5 separate regions of the Homo sapiens genome follow, and all the other regions are linked to region 5. A link is a contact called in ENCODE Hi-C or POLR2A ChIA-PET data. All regions are on one chromosome and are shown on one strand. The core of a region is the stretch at or near the end of the contact, and the rest is flanking DNA. Distances in the headings are between cores, read along the strand shown. Region 1 holds the start of GATAD2A (GATA zinc finger domain containing 2A). Region 2 holds the start of RFXANK (regulatory factor X associated ankyrin containing protein). Region 3 overlaps BORCS8-MEF2B (BORCS8-MEF2B readthrough). Region 4 holds the start of TMEM161A (transmembrane protein 161A). Region 5 holds the start of ELL (elongation factor for RNA polymerase II).

Evidence for each region. A loop is a pair of places that touch in the nucleus more often than their neighbours do. ChIA-PET counts read pairs that join two places held with the same protein, here RNA polymerase II (POLR2A). Pooled maps may share reads with other maps.
Region 1: a loop to region 5 is called in a map with no recorded cell type, with 17 times the contacts of the local background. The contact joins the promoter of GATAD2A here to the promoter of ELL in region 5. A Hi-C loop is called at or near these places in 2 of 37 single-sample maps with no recorded cell type and 8 of 50 pooled maps.
Region 2: a map of naive thymus-derived CD4-positive, alpha-beta T cell shows a loop between it and region 5 (21-fold over the local background). The contact joins the promoter of RFXANK here to the promoter of ELL in region 5. A Hi-C loop is called at or near these places in 2 of 168 maps with a recorded cell type or tissue (both naive thymus-derived CD4-positive, alpha-beta T cell), 3 of 37 single-sample maps with no recorded cell type and 12 of 50 pooled maps. POLR2A ChIA-PET finds 5 or more read pairs at or near these places in 1 of 52 experiments (activated naive CD4-positive, alpha-beta T cell).
Region 3: a loop to region 5 is called in a pooled map, with 5 times the contacts of the local background. The contact joins the enhancer-like site here to the promoter of ELL in region 5. A Hi-C loop is called at or near these places in 1 of 168 maps with a recorded cell type or tissue (OCI-LY7) and 3 of 50 pooled maps. POLR2A ChIA-PET finds 5 or more read pairs at or near these places in 2 of 52 experiments (both WTC11).
Region 4: a map of naive thymus-derived CD4-positive, alpha-beta T cell shows a loop between it and region 5 (6-fold over the local background). The contact joins the promoter of TMEM161A here to the promoter of ELL in region 5. A Hi-C loop is called at or near these places in 2 of 168 maps with a recorded cell type or tissue (both naive thymus-derived CD4-positive, alpha-beta T cell), 1 of 37 single-sample maps with no recorded cell type and 11 of 50 pooled maps. POLR2A ChIA-PET finds 5 or more read pairs at or near these places in 1 of 52 experiments (WTC11).

Annotation. Positions count from the first base shown.
Region 1 is chr19:19,402,968-19,407,135 of GRCh38, forward strand. GATAD2A (GATA zinc finger domain containing 2A) reads left to right here and starts at 2,708. Exons shown (of 12, transcript NM_001384528.1): 1 at 2,708-3,052. RefSeq lists enhancers at 1,864-2,772, 2,210-2,269, 2,773-3,679 and silencers at 2,390-2,939, 3,500-3,579.
Region 2 is chr19:19,190,647-19,195,012 of GRCh38, forward strand. RFXANK (regulatory factor X associated ankyrin containing protein) reads left to right here and starts at 1,612. Exons shown (of 10, transcript NM_003721.4): 1 at 1,612-1,908; 2 at 2,314-2,454; 3 at 3,293-3,487. The coding sequence starts at 3,301. It overlaps BORCS8-MEF2B (BORCS8-MEF2B readthrough), which reads right to left and starts at 1,506. Exons shown (of 12, transcript NR_027308.2): 1 at 1,435-1,506. BORCS8 (BLOC-1 related complex subunit 8) reads right to left here and starts at 1,506. Exons shown (of 6, transcript NM_001145784.2): 1 at 1,435-1,506. The coding sequence starts at 1,471. RefSeq lists an enhancer at 2,389-2,478.
Region 3 is chr19:19,153,232-19,157,073 of GRCh38, forward strand. The region is part of intron 5 of BORCS8-MEF2B (BORCS8-MEF2B readthrough); the gene reads right to left. All of the region lies in intron 1 of MEF2B (myocyte enhancer factor 2B), which reads right to left. Among named protein-coding and RNA genes, the nearest start is that of MEF2B, 15 kb to the right of the region's middle. RefSeq lists a silencer at 2,360-2,429 and an enhancer at 2,650-2,829. Within about 2 kb of position 2,385, at least 2 of the 41 ENCODE cell types and tissues checked have a DNase peak (open chromatin) inside an H3K27ac peak, as active enhancers do; they include OCI-LY7, where a contact is called at or near this core.
Region 4 is chr19:19,136,267-19,140,143 of GRCh38, forward strand. It overlaps TMEM161A (transmembrane protein 161A), which reads right to left and starts at 2,212. Exons shown (of 12, transcript NM_017814.3): 1 at 2,160-2,212. The coding sequence starts at 2,162. RefSeq lists enhancers at 1,594-2,455, 1,940-2,149, 2,430-2,619 and a silencer at 2,210-2,289.
Region 5 is chr19:18,520,034-18,523,785 of GRCh38, forward strand. ELL (elongation factor for RNA polymerase II) reads right to left here and starts at 2,037. Exons shown (of 12, transcript NM_006532.4): 1 at 1,888-2,037. The coding sequence starts at 2,022. RefSeq lists silencers at 721-770, 1,501-1,810 and enhancers at 1,026-1,541, 1,542-2,057, 2,201-2,530.

The DNA.
Region 1 (4,168 bases), core at 1,458-3,957, 880 kb after region 5:
TCACTGTGTTGACCACGATGGTCTGGAACTCCTGACCTCAGGTGATCCACATGCCTCGGCCTCCCAAAGTTCTGGGATTACAGACGTGAGCCACTGTGCCCTGCCAGCACTAAGTATTGACTGTCTTTGTTTTCAGATCAGAGAGAAAACTTTTAGAAAACATGGTTCTAGCCCTAGTTGTTTCTTAATTAGAGTTTCTTCAGCTTTAGTATGGCATCTGAAGGTGATTGCATCATATTTCATAATCACCCAGCTGAACTATTTGCTGTTTAGTCCAGCACTGGGCACTGAGGCTAAAAGATCTTTAATCCAAACAGCCTCAGCATTCACCCAACCTGAGCCTATGGGACCCCAAGCAGATCTGGATTCACTGTCACTTACCATCTACCCATCTGACCCTGTCTTCCTATGACAGACAGAAATAAACCCTGTAGCTATTTCACCCCACCTACATACCCTGCACCCCTCCTACTCCCCGTCCGACTTTCCTGGCTGAGAAGTTGGCACTGCCCTCTGGAGCAGGCCCTGTCACCAGTGCACCCCTCACTCCACAGGGGTGTGTCATTAATGTGTTGCAGTTGATGCCTCCCTCTTAAAAAAAAAAAGGGGTGGTTGTCACCCTGGTGACTCACACAGGGCTTGCTGGCTCAAACTCTGGAATCTGTATATCTGTCTCAAGTGTCAGGTCTCCCACCTGACCACACTTTGCTCTGTTTGTAGTTAATTAAATTGACATTAATCAAGACCCAGGTGAGGAGCAGTGAGGTAATAGTTTGCTTGTATTGCTTTAATATACATCATCTGATTAATGATCGTAGCATGAAGCAGTTCTTAAAATATACAGCCACCATGTTAGGGTGAAAAACCTGGATGGTTGCCCTAAACCAACCTTGCGCTTGGGATCAGGGAGCTCTTTGAATTCCTATACCGAGTCACCTGTTTGAGAATAAGACTGTTTTGTTTGTTTGGTTTCTGAATTTGAACATTTGAATTTCTTTGTAGCAAAGCAAAGCAAATTGGTGACATAACTGGGTCAGGGAAAGTGATTGGGAGTCAACAGTTTGTATTTTGTATCATTTTTAGGTTGAATTCTCTTTTGGCCTAGGGGAGGTTGTGCCAGATGTTGCATTAAGTAGTGGGAAGATTTTGGGGGGCAGGGCGGTGTGTTTGGGGAGGTGTGAGGTGGCGGGGTGGAATAAACTACAAAAAGTTGACAATTGTATGTAGAACTCAACACAGAATTAGGAGCTTTTTTGAACTCTGTTTAAGGGGACATACAGCAGAAAAACAATTTTTTTTTTTTTTAGAAAAACAATTTTGTAAAATTTGTTCTACATGAAGTGTTTTTCAGGTTTGCGGTTGAGACCCAATTATTCTTGGGCGTTACATTGATTTTCTTTTCAAATGAAGTAGAATAGAAATAACAGTACAGGCTGGGTGCAGTGGCTTATGCCTGTAATCCCAGCATTTTGGGAGGCCGATGCGAACAGATCACGACATCAGGAGATGGAGACCATCCTGGCCAAGATGGTGAAACCCCGTCTCTACTAAAATACAAAAAAAAAATTGCCGGGTGTGATGGAACGCGCCTGTAATCCCAGCTACTGGGGAGGCTGAGGCAGGGGAATCCGTGAACCTGGGAAGTGGAGGTTGCAGTGAGCCGAGATAGCGCCACTGCACCACTCCAGCCTGGCGACAGAGCAAGACTCTGTCTCCAAAAAAAAGAAAAAAGAAAACAGTACGTTGCATGTGGTAAATTTATGTTTGGTGAAACTTTTGTTTCAGTTGTACATATAGATTTATTAGGGTATGCGATAAAGCATGTCACCACCACTCTTCAGGAGTCTAGGTGTCTCATCAGGAATCGTTTGTTTTAAAACAACATGAAAAGAGGCGGTTTTGGGGATTCCTCAGAACCTGATTTTGGTATTGAGAGCCTTCTTGTGGTAGATTTTCCATGAACTTGATATTTTCCCTATTGAAATTGTATTTCGCTTTATGTAGTTTAACATCTCCAAAGTCCATTCTCTTTCAGGCTTTCATTCTGTCTCCTGTGTTTCCTCCTTGTTACTGGAGAGGGAGGGGTGCAGATTTGCTTTCTTGAGGGGTTTTCACCTTCTCCCTGAGGCACGAGGGCAGATTGGGAGGTAACTGGAGAGGGAGAGCAGTCGTCCCCAAGTGTCTTGAGGTGGGTGGGTCTGGAGCTTTCTTTGTAGAATTCTGTTCACTGCACTGGAGAAGTGATCGTTCAGCCGATCCACACCCCGCCCTCCCCACAGACACCGGGGCCGAAGTTCCCAGAGAAGAGCTTCCGCGTGACGACCCCGCGGGGGTGACATTCTAACCCGCGTTTCAGAGGCAACCCTGAGTTGCTTGAGGTCGCCCAGCTCAGCTGGCGCGAGGTCAGCAGTGAGCGCGTCGTGAGTCAGCCTTGGGTGCGGCCCGCCCGGCTTTGCCGCCGGTGAGTTGGCCACGACCCTTCGGCCTGCGGAGGGCGCTGGGACTCGGCGGGGAGGGAGCCAGCCGGAGCCCGCGTGGGAAACCAGCGCGCCCAACGAGGTGTCGCGTGGGAGCGCGCCGGAGAGGGGCGGTGCTTCCGGGGCGGTACCGTCCGGCCCCGCCCCCTCAACTCAGGGGCCCGCCTTCTACGCCTGGAACCCCGCCCACGAGCTCCTCCCTTCTCGTCAGGCCCCGCCCCTCGGTCGCCACGCCCCGCCCAGCCGGGCGCGGGCGGGCGGCGTCGCCTTTAAGAGCTCCCCGGTGTTTTGGGGGCCGCGGGCCGGGCGCGCTGACCTGGTGCGCATGTCCCGGGCGGTGACGCCGGCGCCGGGCTCCATGTGTGCGGCCGAGGGGCGCATTATCTGGCCGGCGGCGCGGGCGGGCGGGCGGACCGGCGCAGCGAGCGCCGCGGGCCCGGGCGGCCCCACAGGCGGAACGAGCGCGCGCGGCCCGGCGTCCCCGGCCCCTCCGCCGCCCGGCCCCGCGGGCGACCCCGGACCAGCAGCCCCCGTAACCTGCGCGCTGCCCTAGGGCCCGGCCGACCCGCGGCCCGGTAAGTTCTGGACCAAACTTGGCGGGGGGCGGGGGCTGGGGACGCACGGCTGAGACTGGAGCGGCGCGGGCCGCGCAGGGTCGGGGCCTCGGGGGGCTCTGAAGGACCCCTGCATGAGCGTGGAAAAGTGAGAGCGAGCGAGTTCTACTCCTTGTATTCTGGGAGCGTCTTCTTGCGCTGCCCTGGAAAGTTCCTTGCCCCGAGGCGGCCCGGGCACGTGGGGGCCGGGCGGGGGTCCCGGAAAGTCGCGGCGTCGCCCCGCTTCCGTCCTGCGCTTCCTGCGGGGTCGGGGGAAGGGCTGGGCCGCGAGGCGCCTCTTCCGAGTGGTCGGGACGGGTGGAGGCGGCGGGAAGACGGCACGTGGGCGCGCGGGGCGGGGGTCCCGCTCAGGGGCGGGGGTCCGGGGCGGGTTGGGCAGCAACGCTGAACCCCGCGGCGGCGGCGGCGGCGGCGGCGGCGGATCCCGTGTCAGAATAAGAGTCCCCGCGCGCCCACGCCTGGAGGGCCGGCCCTCCCCCAGCTCGCGCCCTTCCTGCCTAACCCCCGGGAGCCGCGGGACCCTTTCCCCTCTCTGATCTCCGGCCTTTCTCAAGGCCCGACACTTTAAATTTGCCTCCCCATCTAGGCGGTGGCTCCATTGATTTCTTTTTTCCCACCTAGAGTGGGTCGGCATCAGTGACTAGACAGCAGCAGCTGGCCTTTTAAAGGGATTATTGCCAAGAATCGGAATTGATCACTTCAACAAGGAAAGGCTTATGGGCAGGGCCCAGGCTGAGAGCCTGACGGACACTTGGATTGTGCGCACACTGGGACCCAGAAATGAATGGTGACCCCTCCCTTAGGAAGTGAATGACAACCCTTAGGTGCGTGTTTCTGCCCTGAGAATTTTGCACAGGGCAAAATTTTGTAGGTCTGACTTAACGTCTTTAGGTGTATAGTTCATCCTTATCTTAAGAGCTGTGGATTCTTTAGATCAAAGTCCGAGTGAGTCACTTGAGCCTTTAATTTTCTTTCTTCCTACCAGTTTACTTCTTTCAGTTTTCTTGGAGTACATAGTGCTGGTTACATCTCTGGTTCTGTGTGCCCATTCACACAGTGACACCTCCTGGCTGTGGC
Region 2 (4,366 bases), core at 362-2,861, 670 kb after region 5:
GCATGGTGGTGCATGCCTGTAATCCCAGCTATTCGGGAGGCTGAGGCAGGAGAAACACTTGAACCCGGGAGGCGGAGGTTGCCGTGAGCCATGATCACGCCATTGCACTCCAGCCTTGGCAACAAGAGCAAAACTCCGTCTCAAATAAAAAAAAAGAAGAAGAAAGGTGAGCATAACAGACAAGGCACGGTGGCTCATGCCTCATACTCATGCCCTCCGTTATCCATGGTTCCCGAATCTGTGGATTCAACCAACCGTGGATGGAAAATAGGAAAAAAAAAATTCCACAAAGTTTCAAAAAGCAAAACTTCAATCTGCCCTACACGAAGCACTTCTTTGAATCCATGTGAATGAAGTGATGTGTAGGCCTGTATTATGTATTCTAGATGTGAGTAATCTAGGGTGATTTAAAGTATAGGGGATTAGCTGGGTGCAGTGGTTCACACCTGTAATCCCAGCACTTTGGGAGGCCAAGGTGGGTGGATCACTCGAGGTCAGGAGTTCGAGACTAGCCTGAGCAACAAGGTGAAACCCCGTCTCTACTAAAAATACAAAAAAATTAGCTGGGCATGGGGGTGTGTGCCTGTAATCCTAGCTACTCAGGGGGCTGAGGTTGCAGTGAGCTGAGATCCCCCCACGGCACTCCAGCCTGGGTGACAGAGCGAGACTCCGTCAAAAAAAAAAAAAATTAAAGAATTAGCCTGATGTGGTGGTGTGCACTTGTAGTCCCAGCTACTGGAGAAGCTGAGGCAAGAGGATCGCCCGCGCCAGAGAGATCGAGGCTACAGTGAGCCATGATCGCGCCACCGCACCCCAGCCTGGGCGACAGTGTGATACCTTGTCTCAAAAAAAAAAAAAAAAAAGGAAACAAGACGCACAGCGATTACTACGCCCCGGGGATTCTTCCAATGCATTACAAATATCAGGTTGTTGAGTTTTTTTTTTTTAGACAGGGTCTCACTTGTCACCCAGGCTGGGGGTGCAGTGGCACGACCGTAGCCCACTGCAGTGCAGCCTTGACCTCCCGGGCTCAAGCAATCCTCCCACCTTAGCCGCCCAAGTAGCTGGGACCACAGGCGTGCGCCACCACGCCCGGCTAATTTTTGTATTTTTTTAGAGACGAGATCTCACTATGTCACCTAGGCTGGTCTCGGGCTCAAGCGATCCTCCCGCCTAGGCCTCCCAAAGTGCTGGGATTACAAAGCCACCACTCCCAGCCTCAGCTACTGAATTCTTGAAACAATCCTGGGGGGACCGGTAATTAAAGCAGACACGGAGCCTTTCTACAGGTTTCAAAACTAGTCAGCGGCAGAGCTGGGATTGGACGGCAGTTCAATCACTGCTCCTCGCACGGTCCCTCCGCGCCCGGCCTTTGTCAGGCCGCCCCTCCACAAGTTACCGGCCCCCTCTGTCCCGCCCGCAGGCCCGCACCACCTTTCTTCCCCTTGAGCTGCATCTCCGGCTCCTCCATAGCGACCGCGGCCGAGCGAACCGGGAAACGGCACCGGAAGCCCGGAGGTTGGGACGCCCGCCTAAGCCTTCCCTGCTGAAACCGGACGCCGCACGGCTCCTGTTCCGGTGTCAGAGGGCCCGCCCTCCCCGCTCCTCAGTCTTTGCGGACAAGAAAGGGGCTGTGTGAGACGCAGGGAAGGAGGCACACCCGGGGGTGGCGCAGTGAGGAGGGGGCGCGACGGCCAGGAGGCTGGTGGAGCGACACCCAGGCAGGAGAGGGGGAAGAACTCTCTCCCTTTCTGAACCCCCTTTTCCTTGAGAGACGAGTTGGGGGAGTCCTCCACGCATTACCCACTCGGGCCGCAAAAACTCCCTTCTTTAGCCCTCTGCCCCCGCCCTTGCTTATAAGCCTTTGAGACCGCAGAAGGGACCTTGTTGTGGAACGGGACGGCCAAGGTACGCTGCCCCTTTAAGTTCCAGACGCCCCGCGTACTTCCCCTACTTCTTCTTCTTGAGATAGCCCCGCCCATCTACCCGAAGCCGGAGCCAATTGGCTCCCTCTGGAAAAATCTGTGGGCAGGGTAAAGGTGAGCGGGCGCAGGCGTAGTGAAATTCTCAGAGCCCTTTAGGCCCCGCCCATTCCCTCCGAGTCGGTGAGGAGGGGAAAAGAAGGCGCAGGCGCAACTGCCCTCCCAGGACCCCAGCGGAACCCACGCCCTCCCCTAAGTCTTAAAGGGCCAGAGGCAGCACTTACTGCCCGGGCCCTTCCTCACTTTTGGGGGGCGGGGGTGCGCAAGCGCAGTGGGGGAGCTCTGGGGTGGGGGTAGCGGTCGAGTATCAAGTTGCTTTCTGTCCCGGCAGAGGAAGCCAGATCGCTGAGGGTCCGGTCTCCAGTTTGCCTCCTGCTATATCCATTGGAAGAGAAAAGTTTGTGACTTGGGCCCCCAAGTTTTGAGAGAACTGGGCTTTCGGCGCGGGGGGACAGAGGAGGCTCGTGGGGAGGTGAGTGGACCTCCTGGATCGATTTAGGAGGCTCGGGTGGGACTGGGACCAATCGCACCTTTGTTGAGCCGTCACTCATTATGGGGAGCCCCTCCCAACAACCATAGCGAATATTTATTGAGCTCCACGCTTAGCAGATCCCCCGATAAGCTATGTACAGACATAATTCGTTGTAGGTCTCATTTCCACATTTTGTCGTGGAGGAAACTGAGGCTCAAAGGTTAAGTCACGTGCCCAAGTTCTCACGGCCTATAAATTGAGGGATTCGAACCCAGACAGCTGACCCCAGAGCCCCGGCTTTTTTTTCCTTTCTTTTTTTTTTTTTTTTTTTTTTTTGAGACAGAGTCTTGCTCTGTCGCCCCAGCTACAGTGCAGTGGTGCGATCTCTGCTCACCGCAACCTCCACCTCCCGAGTTCAAGCAATTCTGCCTCAGCCTCCCGAGTAGCTGGGATCACAGGCGCCCGCCACCGCGCTTGGCTAATTTTTGTATTTTTAGTACAGATGGGGTTTCACCATGGTGGCCAGCCTGGTCTCGAACTCCTGACCTCATGATCCACCCTCCTCGGCCTCCCAAAGTGCTGGGATTACAGCCGTGAGCCACTGTGCCCTGCCAGAGCCCAGGCTCTTAAACATTGCACATTGTAGGTGCTTTGGTGGTGGGGAATGGTAGACCTCGAAAGCAGTTGGACTCTGGTTTTCATTTCCCTGGCTCTGGTAATTAACCTGGACCTCAGTTTACCCACCCTCACAGTGCAAGGCTAGGTATGCAGTCGGTGCCTACTTTATTATAACTGTTGATAATTATTGTCATCTCTCCCCTTCTGACACCTCCGCCAGCTTTCCCCATGGAGCTTACCCAGCCTGCAGAAGACCTCATCCAGACCCAGCAGACCCCTGCCTCAGAACTTGGGGACCCTGAAGACCCCGGAGAGGAGGCTGCAGATGGCTCAGACACTGTGGTCCTCAGTCTCTTTCCCTGCACCCCTGAGCCTGTGAATCCTGAACCGGATGCCAGTGTTTCCTCTCCACAGGGTAGGATACCTCCTCTGGGATTAGCCCTCTGGGATTCCATGATGATGGAATGTCAGGCCTCACATGGAACCTGTGTCTTGCTTTCGTTTTTGTTTTGTTTTGTTTTGTTGTTTTTTGAGATGGAGTTTTGCTCTTGTTGCCCATGCTGGAGTGCAATGGCGTGATCTCAGCTCACTGCAACCTCTGCCTCCTGGGTTCAACTGATTCTCCTGTCTCAGCCTCCTGAGTAGCTGGGATTACAGGCTTCCGCCACTACGCCCAGCTAATTTTTTGGGTATTTTTAGTAGAGACGGGGTTTCACCATGTTGGCCAGGCTGGTCTTGAACTCCTGACCTCAGGTGATCCGCCCACCTCGGCCTCCCAAAGTGCTGGGATTACAGGCATGAGCCACTGTGCCCGGCCTGTTTTTGTTTTTTGATACAGGGTCTCGCTCTGTTACTAAGGCTGGAGTGCAGTGATGCAATCATAGTTCACTGCAGCCTCAACTTCCTGGGCTGAAGCCATCACTCAGCCTCCCTAGGAGCTGGGACTATAGGCATGCAACCACACCTGGCTAATTTTTTTTTTTTTTTTGGGAGGCTGGTCTCCACCTCCTGGGCTCAAGTGATCTGCAGGCCTCCACTTCCGAAAGTGCTGGGATTACAGGTGTGAGCCACAGTGCCCGGCCCTTCACACCTGTTTTTAACTCTTTGAGGGTAGATAGCTAGGAGTGAAATTACTGGGTCAGATGGTCATCCTGTTTTACTTACTGAGGAACTGAGGATTTATTTTTGATTGGAGTCCAAGAATATGCCTAATTTAGTTCCCTCCCACGACCTTTGTTGCTGCCACTCCTGTCTGGAATGCTCTTCCTACACTTCTTCCTATAGCTGACTCCCC
Region 3 (3,842 bases), core at 1,135-3,634, 630 kb after region 5:
ACCATGGCTAGGGCAGAGGTCATGTGATGGGGGAGAACTGGGAAGTCTCTCTCTGCACTGAGACCCTGAGAGCTGAGATAGAAAGTGAGTTCCAGGCAGAAGGAAGAGCAGGTGCCAGGGCCCTGAGGAGGGACAAGAAACAGCGGGAGGGTGGGGATGAGGCCACAGAGGTTGGGCCATTCTAGGACTCCTTCTTTTGGGTTTCCTTCTTTTAATTTAATTTATTATTATTATCATTATTTTGAGACAGAGTCTCACTCTGTCGCCCAGGCTGGAGTACAGTGGCATGATCTTGGCTCACTGCAACCTCTGCCTCCCGGGTTCAAGTGATTCTCCCGTTTCAGCCTCCCAAGTAGCTGCGATTACGGGCATGCACCACCACACCTCGCTAATTTTTGTATTTTTAGTAGAGACGGGGTTTCACCATGTTGGCCAGGCTGGTCTTGAACTCCTGGCCTCAAGTGATCTGCCCGCCTTGGCCTCCTAAAGTGCTGAGATTACAGGCGTGAGCCACCACGCCTGGCCATATTTATTTTTTTGAGACAGTCTTGCTCTGTTGCCCAGGCTGGAGTGCGGTGGTGAGATCTCAGCTCATTGCAGCCTTGACCTCCCAGGCTCCAGTAATCCTCCCACCTCAGCCTCCTGAATAGCTGGGACTACAGGTGAGTGCCACCACGCCCTGCTAGTTTTTATTTTCTTTTTGTAGAGATGGAGTCTCACTATGTTGTCTAGGTTGGTCTCAAACTCCTGGCTGGAAGTGATCCTCCTACCTCACCCTCCCAAAGTGCTGGGATTCCAGGTGTGAGCCACTGTACCTGGCCCACTGTGGGCCTTCTGAGCTGGAGGAGGGCTGTGGATTTTGGTCTAAGAGTGATGTGGAGCTATGAGAGCATATTTTATTTTATTTCCTATTGTATTTTATTTTTTATTTTTAATATATATATATTTTTGAGATGGAGTTTTGCTGTGTCACCCCGGCTGAAGTGCAGTGGCGTGATCGCGGCTTACTGCAACCTCCACCTCCCAGGTTCAAGTGATTCTTCTGCCTCAGCCTCCCAAGTAGTTGGGACAACAGGCATGTGCCACCATGCCCAGCTAATTTTTGTAGTTTTAGTAAAGATGGTGTTTCACCATATTGGTCAGGTTGGTCTCAAACTCCTGACCTCATGATCCGCCCGCCTTGGCCTCCCAAAGTGCTGGGATTACAGGCATGAGCCACCGCGCCCAGCCTTTTATTTTATTTTTTGAGACAGAGGCTTGCTCTGTCATGTAGGCTGGAGTGCAGTGGCACAGTCTTCACCTCCCGGGTTCAAGCGATTCTCCTGCTTCAGCCTCCCAAGTAGCTGAGATTACAGGTGTGCACCACCACACCTGGCTAATTTTTGTATTTTTAGTAGAGACAGGGTTTTGCCAAGTTGGCCAGGCTGATCTTGAACTCCTGACCTCAAGGGATCCGCTGGCCTCAGCCTCCCAAAGTGCTGGGATTCCAGGCGTGAGCCACTATGAGAAGGTTTTAAGCAGAGAAGGGATGGGGCTTGGTTTATTATTTTAAGACTCAGCTCATGGCTTCCATGGGGAGCAGGTCTGTTGGAGGCCAGGGTGGAGATCATGGGCGGCTGGAGAGAAGGCAAGGGCTGTGTCCGTCTTGACAGAGACTGGGGGTAGGGCCCCCTCTGTGCTAGGCCTGTGCCTTGCACTTTAAGTCACTGTACTCCAGGGTGCGTTAGTCCTCCAGAAGCCAGCAGGCCCTACACCAACTCTGGAGGCAGGCCTGACAGGTGCAGATGAACTCACGCAGGAGTTTCACTCTCCTGAACCCCAGTGACATTGGAACCAAAGCCATCCTCCACTCTAGCCCCTGAGGGAATCTACCCAACCAAACACAGCTCTGAGCATGGCCCCCTCCTGCTCATACACTCTCCATGGCTCCCCACTGCCCTTATGAGAAAGTTCTAGCACCTAGCCTGGCATTCAAGTCTTCTTCCCAAATCAGCTCTTGCCTACTTCTCTCTCTTCGATAAATATCTCTGACTAGAAGGACCCTTTCCCCTTTTTCACCAAGCCAACTCCTATCCAAACGTCAAAACCCAGTTCAAAAAACCCATTCCTCTAGGAAGTCCTCCCTGCCATTCTTCTGGTCTCCCAGAGTCACCATCCTCCTCTAGGTCAGATTCCATGGCATTGGGGGTATATATATCCAGATTTGTCTCCTCCAGACTAAAAGCCCCTCTGGATCAGGGCCAGGAATGGACAGTAAGGTTTGGTGAGCAGAGTAGATCAACAGAGATGTCACTGACCCCCTCCACAACCCTACAGCTTCCCTCAACAACTTCCTCTCAGACTGCCCCAGCTGATACCCTGCCCAGAAATACATGCACATGCAAATCCAGCCACTCAGCATTGACCTGTCTCGGGCCCAGGTGTGAAGGGCCAGGCAAAGAATGCGGAGGCGGCAGGCCAGAGTGTGCATGTATATTTGTAGTCACATGCAAATCCCTGCCCAGAGCCGCAGACAGACCCTGGTGGCCCATTCTCCAGATGTTGGTGTGATCGGAACTGCTGGGGGAGGTGGCAGCACAGGCTGAATGTGCCAGGCACGAGGGGGGAAGCTGAGGTTTGGGGAGGCCTCTTCCGCACACACATACCCTCCCTGCTTTGTCCAGCCAGAAATCAGAGAGCTGTGGCATCTGCCCAGCGCAGAAGCACAGAGGTGGACCTATTGACCAAGGAATGGAGCACAGAAGAAAGAACAGGAGAAGAAACCCAGGAGAGCTTCTTGGGGGAGGAGGCATGTAGTTGGATGTAGACGCAGAGGCTGGATGGGAGCCTGAGTAGAAGGGGAGGGAGGTGGGAATTTGAAGCTAAGAGTCCAGTACCTTCCTACTCCTTTCATTGCACCCTCATACTTAGCGTTTATTAAGTATCAACCTGTGCAAGTCACTGAGCCAAGCTGACCTCAGAAGAAGTAGAAAGCTTAAGTAGACCAACAACCATAGAAGATTAGAAAGGTGACTCAGGACCTACCATTAAAAAGGTAATAAAGTGGGCTGGGCATGATGGTTCACACTTGTAATCCCAGCACTTTGGGAGGCCGAGGTGGGAGGATTGCTTGAGCCTAGCGGTTCAAGACCAACCTAGGCAACATAGCGAGACCCCTATCTCTAAAAAAAAAAATTTTTTTTTTAAAGGCAATAAAGTTCAAGGCTGCAGTGAGCTTTGAGCTGCTGCACTCCAGCCAGGGCAACAGAGTGAGACTCTGTCTCTAAAAAAGAATAATAATTTCAAAATTAAAATAATAACTAAAAAACATGTTTAAAGGCCCAGGTGGTTTTACAGCTATTTTCTCAAATCTCACAGAACAGGAAAGTGCAGCATTATTTCAGTGAACTTAGATCTTTGAAATAGACGGGATCTAGCCGAGTCACTTTTTTTGTTTTTGAGATGGGGTCTTCCTCTGTCGCCCAGGCTGGAGTTCAGTGGTGCAATTATAGCTCACTGTAGCCTTGAACTCCTGGGCTCAAGTGATCCTCCAGCCTCAGCATCCCGAGTAGCTGGGATTACAGCTATGTGTCACCACACCCAGCAAATTTTTAAAAACTTTTTATAGAGATGGCGATTTGCTGTGTTGCCCAGGCTGGTCTCAAACTCCTGGCTACTCCCAGATACTTCCAGCTACTTGAGAGGCTGAGGTGGGAGGATTGCTTGAGGCCAGAAATTGGAGACCAGCCTGGGCAACACAGCAAGAACCTGTCTACAAAAAAAGTAAAAATTAGCTGCACGCCGTGGCACACACCTGTAGTCCTGGCTATGTGGGAGCCTGAGACGGGAGGATTCTGTGAGCC
Region 4 (3,877 bases), core at 962-3,461, 620 kb after region 5:
ATTATGAAAATAATCCTTTAATCAGGCATAAATAAGCTAAATTTAGTCGGAAAAACCCTAATGTGATGGGTACCGGGCCTAGCACGGTAATTCAAAATGACTGCTGAGGCCAGGTGCGGTGGCTCGTGCCTGTAATCCCAGCATGTTGGGAGGCTGAGGCGGGCTGATCACTTGAGGTCAGGAGTTTGAGACGAGCCTGGCCAACATGATGAAACCTTGTCTCTACTAAAAATACAAAAATTAGCCAGACATGGTGGTGGGCGCCTGTAATCCCAGCTACTTGGGAGGCTGAGGCAGCAGAATTGCTTGAACCTGGGAGGCAGAGGTTGCAGTGAGCCGAGATTGTGCCACTGCACTCCAGCCTGGGCAACAGAGTGGGACTCTGTCTCAAAACAAAATAATAATAATAATAAAATAAAAATACATAAAATAACAGACTAATAGGACATTTTCTCTGTACCTGTGACTTGTAAACTGAGACCAGAAATCTTTTTTCAGTAATGAGGTTGGTGGCGGCATCTTTCTCATCTCTAAGTCCTCATTGCTCGCCCTCCCCGGGACCCTAGTGCAGACTGGCTGGCTGGCACTTAGGGACCATGAGTGCCAGCCCATGGGCCCCTGCAAGCCAGTGGGTCAGGGCTGTTGAAGCCCCACCCTTCCCCTAGGACCCTGCCCTCCCACCCCCCAGTCTGTTTTTCTCCTCTCTCTCCGACCTCTCTCCTGTGACCTGCCAGGGTTTTAACCACCCAATCAGCCAGCCCATCAAAACCTCAGCACGGTGACACCTCCAGCCCAGACCTCTCTGCTGAGCTCAACCAGTAGCCTCCTCCAGGCTCTCCTGGGAGACCCTAGCACTCACCCATCATCCCATACCCTTCCAGGTGGTTCAGGCCCTTCCCAGTCTCACAGTCAGCCCCCAACTTGGTTCTGCACCCTGCAGGCATAGCTAGAGACCATCCCTCCACCTCCCCACAGCTCAGCTCTCTCCTCAGCCCTCCCTGCACCCAACCACTGGAGTCTCAGAGGTCTTCCTGGACCTTTGGGCTCTTCATCAATGACCCCACCACCCCCCAAAACCCCCCAAGGGAAAAGGTGGTGGAGGGGTGCATCTCTCCACCTAAGGCTCCCAGAGGTCTGTCCAGGGATGTTCTGATGGCCCTGCCCTCCACCCAGCCTCCTGTCTCAGGGTCAGGGCTCTGCAGACATCTGCAAGAATTTTCTGGAGTCTTCCATCAGCTCCTTCTTTTCCCTTCACTGGATTTACGATTCTCGAACTCAAGAACCCTGATAAAATCAATGCAGCCTCCCTCCTCATTCCCGGGAGCCTGTGCCTTCATCTCCTACGGCGTCCTGCACCTCCGCCTGGGACGACGCCCCACTTTCAATAATTCCGGCCATCAGTGCCCTTCCTTCAGGGCCATCTCCAGCGCCCCTCCTCGGGGATGGTCCCAGGCAGAGACCCTCCAGTTCCACGTCCCTCTCTCTGCCCAGGCCGGTCCCGTCAGGGTTGTGGGAGTCCCCCATCTCCCTGCACCAGCCTGACCCCCAGGGGCTGGGCTAAGTTTTAAGAACACACTCAATAGGTTGGACCCAGAGCCGCGTGAGACCTGAAGGTTCCAACTTTCCTGTCTCCCACTCTGAGAACCTTGCCCGCCCTGAGGCCAACCAGACCTCCTGAGTCCACCTCCCACGGCCTCCCCTGCCCGTTCCACACACCCCGATATAGCAGGGACCCCCGATGGATCCTGTCGGCGCGGCCCCCACGCTCCTGCAGGACCCCCGTCCCCAGAGTGGACCCCCAACAGGACCCCACACCGCCTTAACCAGGTTCCAAATGTGCTGGGGTCCCCAGTCCCCTCTGTGGGACCACGACCCCTCAAAAGGATCCCAGACCCCTAAAAGGTCTCGAGGGCAGAATCCCCAGAACGCTTAGGGGCTTCTAGTCCCCCTGGGTACAACTCCCGCCGACTCCCTCGGAGGTCCTGTAGCGAGAGCAGGGCTCCCAGAGAGGGACACACGGCCTTCAGCGTGCCCCCGAATCCCTCAGAGCCTCCAATCCCCAAGAAGAAACCCCAATCCATTCCCTCAGTGTCTCCCTGGACCCCTTCGGCTGGACCTCGGCCCTGCAGAACCCCCCACTTCGCGGGACGCTCGCTCACCATGACGCGTGCGAGAACGCGGTGCACTCACCCACCGGCCTAGGGCTCCGGGCACTCTGCGGAAACTCGACCAATTAGAGCCCGACTCTGGTCTGACGAGCATCCCGTCCGACCAATCAGTGTGTCTTGAGCCGGCAAATCACCAGGGACGAGGAGGCCGCTCGCGTTGCATGCCGGAAATTGTAGTTCAGATACGCTGGTTCGGATCGATCAAAGTGAAGATTGTGTCTGGGAGGCCTGCGTGGCCGACCTCTCTTAAGGCTTAGTTTTCTCTTTCCTACACTTATCTCAAAGGTTTGCAGCGAAAGCATTTATTCCCACCTAAGGGACATTTCTGAGAGTAGAATTCCCTCCCCCCATCAAGAACATTCAATGGCTCCCACTTAGTAGACGAAGTACTTAGTACTCCTAAGTACTAAGTAGGCTAAGTACTCAGACTGAATTCAGACCCTTCTGCCTGACTTAAATCTGCTGCTAGCACTATTGTGCACCCTATAGTACAACTTGCACCCACCATGCTGTCTCATACCTCCAGGCCTTTGTAAATATCCTACATCTTGCAATGCCTTCAAGAATGCCTCAATCTTAAAATAAAAACAAAACAAAAGCAAAAAAGAATGCCTCAATCTTTTTCACCTGGCAAGTGCCTTATTCATCTCTATCAGCTAGGACTCTGGCTGTGCTCCACAAAATATCAACTAACATGGGTTCAAGCAAAAAAGGAAAATTTTTGGCTCATGTGACAGAAAATACTAGCCATAGTGTCAGCTTCAGGCGTGGCTGGATCAAGGACCAAATGTCAGCTTCAGGGATCTGATGTTCTTTATTTCACCGCTAGGAGGAAAGGGCTTCTGGTGTTTGTGCCCCGGTTTTGCCATTTGTCTTTCTGTGGATGAGTGTGTCTGCCTGAGTGTAGACATATATTGGGTATGACTGAGTGTCTGAGCATCTTTATGGGGGTGGGTTCCTGTGTGTGGGGCCTGAGTAATTACCTTTTCGTTTTTACATTTTATTATGTATTTGTGTATTAATTTTTTTTTTTCTTGAGACGGAGTTTCGCTCTTGTTGCCCAGGCTGGAGTGAAATGGTGTGATCTTGGCTCACCGCAACTTCCGCCTCTTGGGTTCAAGTGAGTCTCCTGCCTCAGCCTCCCGAGTAGCTGGGATTACAGGCATGCACCACCACGACTGGCTAATTTTGCATTTTTAGTAGAGATGAGGTTTCTCCATGTTGATCAGGTTGGTCTTGAACTCCCGACTTGAGGTGATCCGCCCACGTCGGCCTCCCAGAGTGCTGAGATTACAGGCGTGAGCCACCGGGCCTGGTTTATATTTTATTTTTTTAACTTTCGGCTGGCAAGTGCTGAATCCTAAGCGCACTATCGCACGCCACCTCGTGGTGGAGGGCAAAAGCGCAGTCTCCCTGGGATGGAGAAGTCAAACCAGTCTCACTTGTGGCCCTGGGGGCTCCCAGCCTTAGAAAGCGGCCCATAGTTTTATGGACCTCACACTGGGTGCTTAGCCTGTGGGCACTAACATCAGGGACTGGCCTGACTTCTTGTCCACCGTGAGGGTGAGATCCAAAGGCTGGGAAGGCTCTTTCTCTCTGGCCATGCCTCAGTTTCCCCCAGGGTACCCGCTACCTTGACCCTTTTCCTCTTGCTCAGTCCCTGGCCCTGGTCTGGATGTGCGGGGTTGGGGTGCCAGTGAGTAGGTAGG
Region 5 (3,752 bases), core at 787-3,286:
CAGTTACCTTCACCCTAACATGAGGAAGATCCAGCTTAGAGAGGGGATGTAACCAATACCCTAAAGTAAAAATAGCAGTGTGACAGCATGAGGTGGACACACAGGCGGACCTTCTGGACTGAAAAGCAAGCGAGGGCAGCATCAGAGAGAAGGCGGAGCTCCTGGTTCCTAAAGCACAGAAGACAGTGGTGACCAGGTACCAAGTCCATCGTAGTTATATGACTCACGAGCTCTCCCCCAGCTGTTTCTAGGAAAGCCTGCCTTCCTGCAGGACAAGTCAGAATCGCTCAGGGAAAAAGACCCAGGGCCAGAATTCTACCAGGAAGAGAGGCTCTGGCTGGTCATGGGCCAGCAGCTGCTGTCGCTGCCACTGTCTCCTCCTCACCTGCAGGGGCGCCTTAGCCTCATCTTGGGGAGTCTTTTTGACAAGGTGCGAACTTGCTCTTTCAAAAAAAAATGAAATCCTCATTCCATGAAGGGGAAAACTGCGACACCGGGACAGGGAGGAAATTGCCCAAAGACATGGGAAGAAGCACGGAAGGGGTGGGCACCGGGAGAGTGGTGGAAACGAAACAGGGGGAAGAAATTCTCGGCTTAGCTAATGGAGCTGAACAAGTTCGGGGCAGGAAGAAAGCCACATTCCTTCCTAGTTAGTCTCCCTCCTCCCCCGCCCGCGGCACCCCCCCACCCCCACCATCAACAGTATACACAAACACACACACACGCAGGGAGCAGGGCTCTCTGAGCCCGAGACTAGACCCACCCCCACTCCCTTTAGGGCAATGAAGCCCCCAATTTCCAGAAAAGGAGTTACAAGGTTCCTAAACCACTTCCCCTCGGGACCTGACCACTGGTCATCTGCAACTTCTGACCCAGCACAGACGGGGGGAGGGGGGGCCATGACACAAACAGAAATGAAAAAGGCAGGTTTCTGACCACGGCCCCAGATGCGCCCCAAAGTCAGGCCCAAGAGAACATACACAGCAGCCTCCCCTCCCCACCACCAGCCAGGTGGCAGAACCGAAACGCCTCAAACTTCCCCCAGATGGGCCCAAATCGGCCTCTGAGAAGTTCCAGAGTCAGCGGCCAGATGTGGTAGCCAGAGCTTCCTCCTGGGTGGCAGGGATCCCCTACATGTGCCCTGAGGATAACATCACAGCCGCCCCCAACACTTCCACTCTCCAAGGAACCTCTCTCCGGAGAGAGAGGGTCACCTGGGGGTAAGGGGAGCAGAAAGCTGGGACAAGCTGTCAGTTTCTGCCCAAACTCCCCGTCCCAAGAACCAAAGTGGCCCAACCTGAGTGGCTTCATCGGAACGCGTCAAAGCCAGCCCCCAGCTGCAAAGCCTTCCACCCAGACAGAACAGACCCCCACAAGTGCCTCGCTGACCACCCCCTGCCGGGCACCCAGACGATCGCTGCTTCCCAGGAGGACAGACACAGTCACCCCCACCAACGGCGCTGCCCCGGCCCCAGATGGAAAAGCCCCCAGCTTCCCCCTATCACGGTGCCGGGACCGTGCGGCCCACCGCCTCCTCGCCCCGCCGCCAGGTGCGCAAACTGGACCCTGCCCAGGTGCCCAGCAGGCCAGAAAGGCCCCGGACGCCGCCAGGTGCCGACACCGACGCCCCCCGGGCCCGGCGCGCGAGTCTGGGCCCCTCAGCAGCCCCGGGCCACCCGCCTGTATTGCCTCCTAGTGCTGAGAAGGAACGCGGTTCTCAGCGCTCCAGGCCGGACTGGCGCCCACTCCGCGCCCCGCCGGCCCAGGGACCCGCGAGCAGCACCACAGACCTAGCGTCTCCGAGCCCGGACGCCTCAGTGAGGGGAGCGCGAGGCCGGCCCGCGTCCGGACGTTCCCCACTGGCGCGCCGGGCGCCATGCCACTCACCTGTCTGGCGCGGTAGCTCTCGAAGGCCCTCAGGGCACTGTCGGTGAGCTTCACGTGGAACACCGACACCTTGCTGCCGTCGCTAACCCGCCCGCACGACAGCCCGTAGCTCCTATCCTCCTTCAGCGCCGCCATCTTGCGACCATCTCTCCCCCGCGCCCCCTTCCCGGCTCCAGCGCCGCCACGCCGGCCACGCCCCGCCCCGCCGCCCGCTGACGCGCTGCATTATTCATGAGACGCGGCTGGCCACGCCCCCCGAGTCCGACCAAACCAACAGTCGCCGCCACACCGGCAGGCAGCGCACTACATTATTCAGGAGACGCGCCTGGCCACGCCCCATGAGGGCCCCACAAGGCCCACAGTCAACGCCCCAAGTTGTTGCATATTCATAAGGCACTTATGGCCCCGCCTCTTCAGGCCCTAGGGGTGGCCACTTCCGTGAACGAACTCCGCCTCAACACGCGCACCCCTCCAGGCCCCGCCTCCATAGTATTATACATAACCCTGACTCAGCCAGCCAGGCGCGTCAAAGCCCCGCCCCTACAGCCGCTGACGTGATGCATTATTTATGAGATCTCTACAGTCTTCCGTCTTTGGCTTCTGTGGAAAGCCGCAGAGAGGGCGTGGAGGGGCGGAGCCGGCTCGAAACACGTGGGTGGGTAGGCCCCGCCGCGGGCCGGGAGGGTGGGCGTGGCTATGTAAACGGAGCGCGCGCGTTGGACGCTGGGTTGGACACATAAGGCATCCCTTAGGCGGGGTGGATGGGACTTCCACCCAGGGAAGGTGCTGGACCGGTAGGTGGAAGAGGAGCTGGTAAACTTTTTCTTATGAGATGAGTACTTTTAATAGGATAAAATCCTACATCCCCACAGTCCCTGAGCGATGGTGCAGTCCAGCTTCATTTTCCTATTTTAATTTTTTTTTGAGGGGTCTTGCTGTGTTGCCCAGGCTGGAGTGCAATGGCGCCATCATGGCTCACTGCACCCTCGACCTCCTGAACTCAAACTGATCCTCCTTGTCTGGGTCTGCTGAAATGCTAGGATTACAGGAGTGAGCCACCAAGCCCAGACTTCCATTTTCTTTTCTTTTCTTTTTTTTTTTTTTTGAGACGGAGTCTTGCTCATCAGCCCAGACTGGAGAACAGTGGCGCTATCTCGGCTCAATGCAACCATCGTCTCCTGAATTCAAGCGATTCTCCTGTCTCAGCCTCTCGAGTAGCTGGGATTACAGGCGCCCGCCATCATGCCCAGCTAATTTTTGTATTTTAGTAGAGATGGGGTTTCACCATGTTGACCAGGCTGGTCTTGAACTCCTGACCTCAGGTGATCCGCGCGCCTCGCCCTCCCAAAGTGCTAGGATTACAGGCGTGAGCCACCTCCCCCAGTTTTTGTTTGTTTGTTTGTTTTTAGACAGAGTTTCGATTTCCTTGCCCAGGCTGGAGTGCAGTGGTGTGATCTCGGCTCACTGCAACCACCGCCTCCTGGATTCAAGCAATTCTCCTGCCTCAGCCTCCCGAGTAGTAGCTGGGACTGCAGGCGCCCATCACAACGCCCAGCTAATTTTTTGTATTTTTAGTAGAGACGGGATTTCACCATGTTAGTCAGGCTGGTCTGGAACTCCTGACCTCAAGTGATGCACCCACCTCGGCCTCCCAAAGTGCTGGGATTACAAGCATGAGCCACTGTGCCCGGCCAGCCTTCCATTTTCTAAAAAGCAACTTCATTGAGTCACATTTTACATATAAAATATATTCCCAATGCTGTGTAGCTGTCACCACTATCTAATTTCCGAGATTTTTTTTTCTTTTTCTTTGAGACAGAGTTTCACTCTTGTTGCCCAACCTGGAGTGCAACGGTGCCATCTCA